3 separate regions of the Homo sapiens genome follow, and regions 1 and 3 are each linked to region 2. The links are chromatin contacts, found by Hi-C or POLR2A ChIA-PET in ENCODE. All regions are on one chromosome and are shown on one strand. The core of a region is the stretch at or near the end of the contact, and the rest is flanking DNA. Distances in the headings are between cores, read along the strand shown. Region 1 holds the start of LSS (lanosterol synthase). Region 2 holds the start of ADARB1 (adenosine deaminase RNA specific B1). Region 3 holds the start of DIP2A (disco interacting protein 2 homolog A).

Region 1 (3,243 bases), core at 1-2,500, 1.2 Mb after region 2:
CCATCAGGCTGGGGCAGCATACTCCTACCTGGCAGGAGGAAAAGTGGGCCACCATAATCACCCGTCCAGTGCCCATCCTCAGCCTGCAGCCCCACGTAAAATGTCATCCCGTTCAGAGCCCCCTCAAAGGCGGTGTGGGCTTTGGGCAAGTCCTTAAAGTAATTCTTCTGCAAAGAGATCGAAAAAAAAAAAAAGAGATAGCTGACGGGACTGTTGCCCGGCCAGAGGAACCCTCTTCACATACAGCCCAAGTCAAAACAGTGAATGTAAATTACTTTAAAAGTTTCAGCTGTTTCCATCAAAAGTCTGAAACTCTTTGATGAGAGCATCACACCTCAGCAAAGTAAAAGAACAGCTGCACATTTTCGTTGCTTTATTTGCCAGTCATGTATTCTTCACAACTTCTCCAAGATGTCTGGAATAAACCAGGCACCCAGACTGTAGGGTGGGGCACGGGTGCCGACCTGGGCCTGGGACTCGGGCCTCTCAAAGAGGGCCCAAGGGGCGGCACAGCCTTTCCCTCGGTGGCCGGGGCTCGGCAGGAGACCCTGTTTACACTGCAGACTCTGACGACCAAAATCTCTTACAATGCACACAACTAAGACAGTGGATCCAAACACTTTTTGTGAATAAAAACAAAGTTACAACTATCTTTGCAACTCTCCTATAAGTCAAAAATTATCTCAAAATAAGGTGCTAAAAAATAAAACATTAGGAGTCTCCTATGCGTGGTTTAGAGATGAAGGGGCTGAAGCGGAGGGGCCCGCGAACGCAGTTCCCGTGGGCGCTCGCCTTGGGGATGGGCGTCGCTGGCCGGGTCCTCCCACCCGCCTTTCTGAGAGAAAACGTGCTCCTCACGGCTCACCCCTCAGGGTCCCGAGCTCGCTGACGCTCCGCGGAAGCAACTTACGGTGTCCAGCCCCAGGGCGTAGGCTTCCAGGCCGGTCTGCTCGCGGCCGGCGCGCTCGTCCTGCAGGTAGGTCCACGTCTGCCGGCCCCTCTCGCAGTTGAGTCGCCAGCGGCCGAGGTCGGTGGCGGGCTCGGTCTTGTAGGGGCCCCCTCGGCGCCGCAGACACCTGAGGACCACCGGCCATCAGCGACCCAGGCCCCGCCCCAACGCCGGCCGCCGGCCCACTGCCCCAGTCGCGCTCTCCTCAGCACCTAGGACCACCCCGCATTCGTCAGGAGCCCGGGGCGAGGGGACTCACGTGCCCTCCGTCATTGCTGCTGCAGTGCTCTACGCCGCCCACTGCCAGCTGCCAGATGTCCGCACCCGGGACCTGCCGCCCAGCCCCGCCCCTCCCGCCCCTCCCGCCCCTCCCGCCCCTCCCGCGCGCACTACGCAGGCGCAGGCCTCGGCAGGCGCTCAGGCTTAGGTGGGCCGACGCCCACGCAACCAATCAGAGCGCCGCGAGCGTGACCCCGGGGTGTGCCAGGCGACCACAGTGGTGGAGCGCTTGGTGCCCCATGCGGCGTGGGGCGGGGCCTGAGGGAGCGGGGATGGTGGGTGAAGGCGACGGGACGGGGGAGGCGGGTGGGGCCTTATTGGCGGGGCATGAGGGGCGGGGCTGGTGGGTGGGGAGGTGGGGGCGGGGCTGGTGGGTGGGGAGGTGGGGGCGGGGCCTGGTGGGTGCGGGTGGGGGCGGGGCTGGTGGGTGGGGCCGAAGGGCGGGGGCGGGGCCTCTCGCGCGCCCTCTAGAGGCTTGCGTCCCGGGAGCCCGGCCTCGTGCGCCGCGCTTTGAGGTGAGCCTCTCTGAGAAATTTGTGAGGAGGGTCCAGCCGCGGGTCGGAAGGAAGGACGTGGGGAGCGAGGCTCGAGCGAGCGACAGCGAGTGCGAAGGTCGGGTGGCAGGGAATTGCTCTCGCGCTGCAGGATTTGCCCGGACGCCGGGGCCGGGGGTGGGGGCGGGAGGCCGCCCTGAGGTGAGGTGGGCGCGGGCCGTCGGCTCCAGTGCGAGACCAGGGGGAGGGCGGGGCGGAGCGGAGGAGCCGAGGGCGCCGCCGGCGTCCCTGGGAAGCTGAGCGCCGCGTAGCTTCGCCGGGGGGAGTGGGGTAGGCGCGGTGAGGCCGTGGGCCCCCACACCTGGCGGACCACAGGGGCCAGAAGCCCTGGAGCCCCGCCAGGGAAGGGCTGCGTCGCTGGCCAGGACCGAGCGCGGTAGAGCCTCAGCTGCTCACGGGGTCGCTGGAGTTGGGGGTGGCCCCAGGAGAAATTAAAGGTGAAAAGCCTTAGCAGCAGAGGGAAGAGGAAGATGGAGGCAGAGCGAGTGACCGAACTTGGAAGGGACAGCCGGGCGCAACAGGGCAGGGGGCGTCTGACTGTTGGAAACATGGCTGACGTCTGGAGGCTGCAGCCAGTGGTCCGTAAGTCAGGTCAAGGACCCACAGAAGACCCCAGCATGTCTTCACCTGGCCCACAGAAGCCCTGACATCCAGTTACAACTGCCCCAGCCTAGTGAGCATTTCGGCACCCACTCCTCAATTCCTACCCCCAGCCTAACTTCGAAGGGGCGGTGAGCCACAGCAAGCCGGAGGAGAAAGTTGGAAGAGAGAGTGGACAAAAGAATACCCACAGGCACCTTCCCCACAGTGGAATAGCGGGGTTTTAGACAATCAAGGATAATCACCTCTTCCTATCCCAGTTCAGAAACGGATGAAAAAGACACAGCAATAAGATGGGTGGGTATCAAAATATCAGCTTTGCCACAAATTAAAAACCTAGCTTGAAGGACAAGGCTTAAATCTGCAAGCAAGAGGGCAAGCTACTAAATCACCCGTTAAGTCAGACAAACATATCCCCCAGCCTCTAGGCCATGAAACTGCCTCACCAAGCACTATGCAATTGAGTGCCCACCAGAAGACACCCCTCCAGTCAACCCACAGACCCCAGAAAGAGTACCCAGAGGAGCCTGAGCACACTCCACCCTATCTGTTCTCTGAAATTCAATCAAATGAGTCACTCTACTTCTCTGGAAGCAGAAAGAGGCTGGAAGTTTTTCTCCAGGTAAGTTCCTCCATGTAGAAACATGAAGAATAGGGATAAGGGGCTTCAGCCTGGATGGAATCTCACACTGAACCTGGCAAAGCTAGGTGAGGGAAGAGGTTTCAACTGGATAAGAGTTTGAGTTTTGATATCTTAATGGACTGGACTTTTTATGAGTAAAATAATCCGCTCTTTTTAATGTCTGAAAGAAAAGAAAAAGCTGTAAACTACGTCTGAGAATTGACACAGTTAAGCTTCTA
Region 2 (3,043 bases), core at 126-2,625:
GCACACCACAGCTCCAGCTCTGAGACACAAGCGACCCGCACCCCCCCACCGCCCAGCCCCAGCCTCCAGACTGGCTGAGATCACAGTGTGCGCCACCCCATCCCTGGCTTGCGATGGTCTCTTACTCCCCACTTTACAAGGGAGGAAAGAGGCCGAGGGCAGAGTGGGCCGCCTGAGGTTTGGAGGCCAGGGCTAGTACAACCTCAATTTGACCCTGGAACCTGCCGCTTCCCCCACCCAGGTGCGGGACCCACCCGCTTGTCCACACCTGGCTCTGCCCACCGCCCCCGGCTGCTCCTCTGGGCTCAGGTCGCCGCGGTCAGGAGCTGCCAAGTTTGCCTATCAAACTTTATCTTCGTGCAGAGAACTGCAGCCTGGAGCTGGTTATTCCGGTCAGTGAAAACGTTGCATTTCTACATATGCTTATCATCATCTGTGTAAACATTTCTTGGTATAACTGTGGAACAGTCAGTAAATATAGATAAATCGAAGAGTAGGTCTATTGCATATGCTATAAAAAAATGCTTTTACTATCAACCTAAAACAAACAAACAAACAAAAAAAATCAAACAAAACCACCATCACCTAAACGTTGGTAACTGGAGCAGCTGCTAGTGTCAGTGCGGACTAAACAGGAGACGGCGGGAACCGTGTCCAGCCAGGGTCCTGGGCCGCGACCTGGTTCTCCCGGAGTCTACAGTGAGGATGACGGGCGGGGAGAGGGGGCCGGCGGGACCCGCGTGTCCCAGGCAACTCCGGGAGAGGGAGAAGCAGGGGTGGCTCGGCGGGGGCTCGGCGGGGGCTCGGCGGGGGCTCGGCGGGGGCTCGGCGGGGGCTCGGCGGGGGCTCGGCGGGGGCAGCGCCCGCTGCAGGGAGGAGCGCGGGGGCCCGGGAGCCTGGGCAGCACCGCGAGACGCCACCTCCGCAAAACGCAAACGCCAATCGCCGGGCGCCTGCGGTCCCAGCTACCAGGGAGGCTGAGGCGGCAGGATCGCGTGAGCTCGGAGGTCCACCGCGCTCCAGTCTGGGCGACAGTGAGACCCCGTCCCCAAAACGAAGGCGGGCAGAGTCTCCTCAGCCGCGCTCGGGCGGGCGGCGCCGCGACGCCAGGCCGGTCCCGCGCTCTCGCCCCACGCTCCGGAGCCGCCCAGCCGCGGTCTCTCAGCTCCGGCCGCGCTCCAGCCCCAACGGCCCCGCGCCCGTCCGCCGCAGGTGGTCGTGAGGGAGGTGCCACAGCTCCGGCTGCCCACGACAGACACGGGCGCCCCAGCGCGCGCACGTCCGGCGTCGCTGCGCCGCCCCCGCCCCCTCGGCGTGCGCGCGCCCGGCGGGCCGGCGGGGGCGGGGAGGGGGCGGAGCCGCCGGCGGCGGGGCTGAGGCGCTGAGGCGGCCGTGGCGGCGGCGGCGGCGGCGGCGGCAGCGGCGGCCAAGCGGCCAGGTTGGCGGCCGGGGCTCCGGGCCGCGCGAGGCCACGGCCACGCCGCGCCGCTGCGCACAACCAACGAGGCAGAGCGCCGCCCGGCGCGAGACTGCGGCCGAAGCGTGGGGCGCGCGTGCGGAGGACCAGGCGCGGCGCGGCTGCGGCTGAGGTGAGGGCGGCGCGGGGCCGCGGCGGCTCGGGCGGGCGCGGGCTCCGGACCCCGCGGTGGCGGCGTTTATGTAAGCGCCGGGCAGGGACTGGTGGTGGGGCCGGAGCTGCGGGCCGTCCCGGGAGCGGAGGGCGCCCGCGGAGAAGCGAGGGTGCCGCGGCACCGCCTCGCACCCACCCTCCTGGGTCGCCCGTCTGCTCCGGCGCTCGGCTCCCGGAGGAAGCTGCGCCCGGGCGGCCCCGCGTCCCCTCCCGAGGGCGCCGAGTCCGCGTGGGATGCGCCGCGCTGCGCCGCGGGGAGGGCAGGTGCGCCGGGACGAGGCTGCGCCCTGGGGACCGAGACTGCGTTTTGGGGAGGGGACGGTGTGCCCTGGAGATCGGAGGCTGCGCTGGGGACGAGGCTGCGCCCGGGGACCAGAGGCTGCCCCGGGTACAAGGTTGCGCCGGGGAACGGGAGGCTGCGTTGGCAACAAGGCTGCGCCTGGGGACGGTAGGCTATGTCCCTGGGGAGACGCTCCGCCCGGCATGGGACGCTGCGCCGGGGGACGGCAGGCTGCGCCCGGGATGAGGCTGGGCCCGGGCAGGGGAGGCTGCCTTGGGAGGGGACGCTGTGCCACGGGAGTGGAGACTGCGTTGGGGACGAGTCTGCGCCCTGGACGGTCCTGCGTGTCCTTCCGAGGGCGCAGTGTCCGCGCGGGATGCTCTGCGCCGCGGGCGGCCCGGGCCAGGGAAGTTCCTGCGGGTGCCGGGCGTCTGCAGCGATCGGGAGCAATCTGGGGCAGTTGGGGGCCCGAGGTGACTTTTGACGTGTTCACATCAGAAGGAAAATTATTGCGTGGTGGATGGGTGCGAGGGAAGGTGTCAGATTGGGCTGTGGACGCTGAAACGTGTTGGAGTCCCGATTTACACGCTGGAAAACCTAACCTAAAACGTGTTCCTGTCCAGGTTTCTATGTCGGAGATCTGCACCGTGGTGTTTAGTTCCCAGTTAATATTTTTGGTCAGCAGGTTTGGGCTGTTACTTCTGATACAGGCATTTTACTTCCTTCTTACTAACCATTATTGCATTCCGTTCTCGAAGTATAACGAAAAGTGGCATGATATCAAACTTGTTTCTTTAACGTTTAACTCCATAATTAAGATGATAGAACCGTAGTTTTTTTAATTGAGAATACAAATATGTATTTAATCCTCTTTGTTTCCTCTTAAATTTTGCCGTATGTTTTATTGCTTCGAAAGGTGCCACCCAGAGCTGCATTTTCCAAAACGCTAGGTTGTCTTAAGAGCAGTTGTTTCTAGGAGATAGAAAAGCTAATTGTCTTTTGATGACCATCTTTTCCTTGGGGTTGAGACTGCTGTATCCTTTTTGCCTGCTGAGGGTTTCCCAGAGGGGAAAGGGAGAAGGAAGAAAGGATAAAAGCTTGGCTGATACAGTTCCTTCTTGGATAAGAGAATT
Region 3 (3,175 bases), core at 104-2,603, 1.4 Mb after region 2:
TTAGCAGGGATCCAAACTTAGTGGAAGAGTATTGCCTTGTTTGGGTGTTTTGCTATTTTTGGAGTTCAGTCAAACAGGGATGTTAATTCCTGGGCCTGGTTCTTGTCTTTGACCTGCTGCAGTAAATGAAGCTTCTCTATATGTAACGGGACAGATTCACTGGCTTACAACTGTTTGTTGCTTGCCTTCAGCTGACCACTATTCTTAAGAGTCTCGGTTGGCACTAAGCAATAGCTATCCAATCCCCCTTTCCTTCCTTTTATCTACTACGTTCACCATATATGAAATGTCTGATACTTCACCCACTCGTGGATTCCATTTCACTAGTTCACCCTCCTACTTCACCACTGGTGAGTGATGCAGCCTCGAATCCCATCTTCTCACCAGCTTTAATGCTGCAGAATGGTTTCTCCAGAAGCAGACGCTGCGACTGAGTTTGGGGTACGAGGATGTTGACATGGTATCAACACCCGTGAAAGGAAGGGGAAGGAAGCAGGACTGGGCGGAGGAAGAAGGGTATGTAAGTCCCGCAAAGCTTTGGCCAACCTCGTGTGGAGCTCTGGAACGAGAACTGCTGAAGTTCGCCAGACTCGGGCACTCCTGCCTAACTCAGTAACAGGCGGGCGGCATCGGGACACGGACACGCTGCTCAGGCCCCGCCACAGCCACCCTCGCACCGTCAGACACACTCCCACACATTCGGGGAGCAGGGCCTTCAGGACGCCGGCGGCGCCCTCTCAGTCTAGCTCCGCCAGGCCCCTCGTCCGTCCTCCCGCCCTCCAAGGTCACCTCGCGGTCCGACATGGCTGCTGGGGCTCCTTCGGGGCCAACGATGTGTACTTCTAGGGCTGTTTTTTAAAGCAAAGGAGTGAACACAGGTAAAGGCACGAGAAAGGTGCCTCGACGCCACCACGGACTGCGCAGCGTTCGCGATCAGCACAGCCCGAAAGGGAAGACAGCGGTCAACGCGGACGCGCCATGGCGCGGGGACCAAGGAGGAGCCCCGAGAGGGGCGGGGCTGGCCGGAGGGCCGCGCGCGGGGCCACCAGCGGCGCCTAGGGGTCAGCGCCAACGCCCACGGGTTGGTCATCCCCACTTAGGCGCCTCGGGCCGCAACTAAGCAGCCTGCCCGCCTCAAGCCCGCCACCCTCAAGCAGGCCCAGCGCAGAGCCTGTCGGGAGCGGCGCTCTCCCGCCTCTCCCAATGGGAGCCCGGAGCGGCATCGACGCGTCTTCGGGGCCAATGGAAGCGAGGCTCTGGTGTTGCTGGGCGGGGCCGGGAGGGCTGCGCGGGCCCGAGACCCACTGCGCACGCGCGCTCGCTACCCGCCCTTCCCGCCGCGCACGCGCTCCCGTGTAGGGCCGGCCGGGCGCTCAGGAGCGCGCGGGGCAGCGGCGGCGCGGCGGAGCCATCCGCGCTCGTGCCCGCGCGGGTGCGTTGCTGTCCTGGCCGCGCCCCTGTCCCGCCGCCTCCCGCTCCTCGCCTGGCGGATGTAGGTTGTTGGCCTGAGGGGAGCTACGTAGCCGAGGTTTGCGCTGCCGCCGCCAGGCCCGGTCCGGTTCCAGCCTCTGCCCGGACGCTAGCCGGCCTGGCCATGGCTGACCGCGGGTGCCCGCTGGAGGCGGCGCCGCTGCCTGCCGAGGTGCGGGAGAGCCTGGCTGAGCTGGAGCTGGAGCTGTCGGAAGGTGAGCCGGACCCCGCCCTCAACCCCCGCGACCCGCCCTCAGCCCGGTCCCCCGCGCAGCCCCTCACTCCGGGACCCCCGCGCGGCCCCTCACTCCAGGACCCCCGCCCTTCACCCCCGGGACCCCCACGCGGCCTCGCCCCTGGGACCTCTGCCCCTCAACGGGACCCCGGTTCCTCTACCCTGGAACCCGCCCCTCGCCCCGGAGACACCGTTCCTCAACCCTAGGACCCCGCCCCTCATGTGGGACCCCAGCACGACCCCTCGCCCCGAGACCCCGGCCCCTTACCCCCGGGAACTCCCGCCCCTCACCCCCGGGACCTCCTGCCCCTCACCCCCGGAACCCCGCGCGGCCCCTCACCCCGGGGACCCCGCCCTTCACCCTGGGAGCCCCGCGCTGCCCCTCCGGACTCCCGACCCTCAGCCCCGGGACACCCGCGCGGCCCCTCAAACCAGGGACCACTGCCCCGCCTCTCATACAAGGACCCCTCCCCCATACAAGGACTCCTCCCCCCAGGCCCTTCACACCTGGGACCCTTACTCCTCACCCCGGGACGCCTGCCAAACTTCTGGAGACCTTTCCCTATCCCCAGCTGCTCCCCCAATGGGATCCGACCCCAAGGACTGGCTTTGACTAGGTCGTTTGGACAGGTGTGAGAATCTTGAGAGGAATGACCACTTTTGCCCCAAGCTGTGAGCCCCGCTTTTCTCAAGGCTGTAGGTCTGGGCTTGGTCTGGGCTTCACCAGGATGACTGCGCCCGTTGTCCGCAGGCAGCTACTTCCCTTGGAGCTGGGAGCCCTTGCCGCGCGCCTCATACTCTAGGAGCTGCACCCTGTGCCTCATTTTATTATCTATAAAGTGGGGTTATACCAGCACTTTCCATTTTGGATTGTTATGAGGCTAAAATACCTTAATATATGCAAAGCACATAACACTTAGGAGTTGTTAGCCCCCTCATGGAATTTTTTAAAGTAAAAAAAAAAAGTCGTATAAATGGTTGGTTGATAAAAATAGACTGGAGTAATCTGGCTTCAGAGGTGGTGGGTGGCATTTCCCATTTGGATGTTATCCCTTTCAAGGCCTGTGTCCTGATATTCCTTTTGGCTGTCTTTGGGAAAGAGTTAAGTTCTTCTCCAGTGTCAGAAAGGACTTGCAGTCCTTGAAGAAAAGCATGTAATTGATTCTTACTCTGTTTTTGAGATCTAAATGCATTTTCAGCTTTTAGAATCCATTTTTTAAATAATCTTATTATCCTTAATTTAAGTTTCAGATTGATAAGATTTTGCTGGGTCTGGGGTAGTTATTTCTCAAAACATCTAAATAATATGCACTAGCATACAGTAAGTCATTTAATCCTTGCCAACCTTAGGGAGGTAGATGCTGTTGTGATCTTGTTTTACATATAATACAACATGTACTTGCAACTATTTTGAATTCAGCATTCAGATTTTTAACAATGTTGTGACATGTGGCACATTTTTTTTTTTTG

Evidence for each region. Hi-C counts contacts between places; a loop is a spot of excess contacts on that map. ChIA-PET counts read pairs that join two places held with the same protein, here RNA polymerase II (POLR2A). Pooled maps may share reads with other maps.
Region 1: a loop to region 2 is called in a pooled map, with 9 times the contacts of the local background. The contact joins the promoter of LSS here to the promoter of ADARB1 in region 2. A Hi-C loop is called at or near these places in 4 of 50 pooled maps.
Region 3: a pooled map shows a loop between it and region 2 (7-fold over the local background). The contact joins the promoter of DIP2A here to the promoter of ADARB1 in region 2. A Hi-C loop is called at or near these places in 6 of 50 pooled maps. POLR2A ChIA-PET finds 5 or more read pairs at or near these places in 2 of 52 experiments (H1 and activated T-cell).

Annotation. Positions count from the first base shown.
Region 1 is chr21:46,227,524-46,230,766 of GRCh38, forward strand. LSS (lanosterol synthase) reads right to left here and starts at 1,251. Exons shown (of 22, transcript NM_002340.6): 1 at 1,209-1,251; 2 at 911-1,076; 3 at 29-167. The coding sequence starts at 1,222. MCM3AP-AS1 (MCM3AP antisense RNA 1) reads left to right here and starts at 1,708. Exons shown (of 4, transcript NR_110565.1): 1 at 1,708-1,743; 2 at 2,804-3,004. RefSeq lists enhancers at 506-575, 1,292-1,586 and silencers at 1,006-1,055, 1,116-1,285, 1,296-1,555, 1,616-2,055.
Region 2 is chr21:45,073,205-45,076,247 of GRCh38, forward strand. It overlaps ADARB1 (adenosine deaminase RNA specific B1), which reads left to right and starts at 1,376. Exons shown (of 11, transcript NM_001112.4): 1 at 1,376-1,589. It overlaps LOC105372836 (a long non-coding RNA gene), which reads right to left and starts at 537. Exons shown (of 5, transcript XR_937796.3): 1 at 269-537. It also overlaps the pseudogene SSR4P1. RefSeq lists silencers at 1,020-1,109, 1,130-1,329.
Region 3 is chr21:46,457,538-46,460,712 of GRCh38, forward strand. It overlaps DIP2A (disco interacting protein 2 homolog A), which reads left to right and starts at 1,354. Exons shown (of 38, transcript NM_015151.4): 1 at 1,354-1,685. The coding sequence starts at 1,595. It overlaps LOC124905046 (a long non-coding RNA gene), which reads right to left and starts at 1,176. Exons shown (of 2, transcript XR_007067915.1): 1 at 790-1,176. RefSeq lists enhancers at 568-707, 2,478-2,547 and silencers at 948-1,497, 1,688-1,757.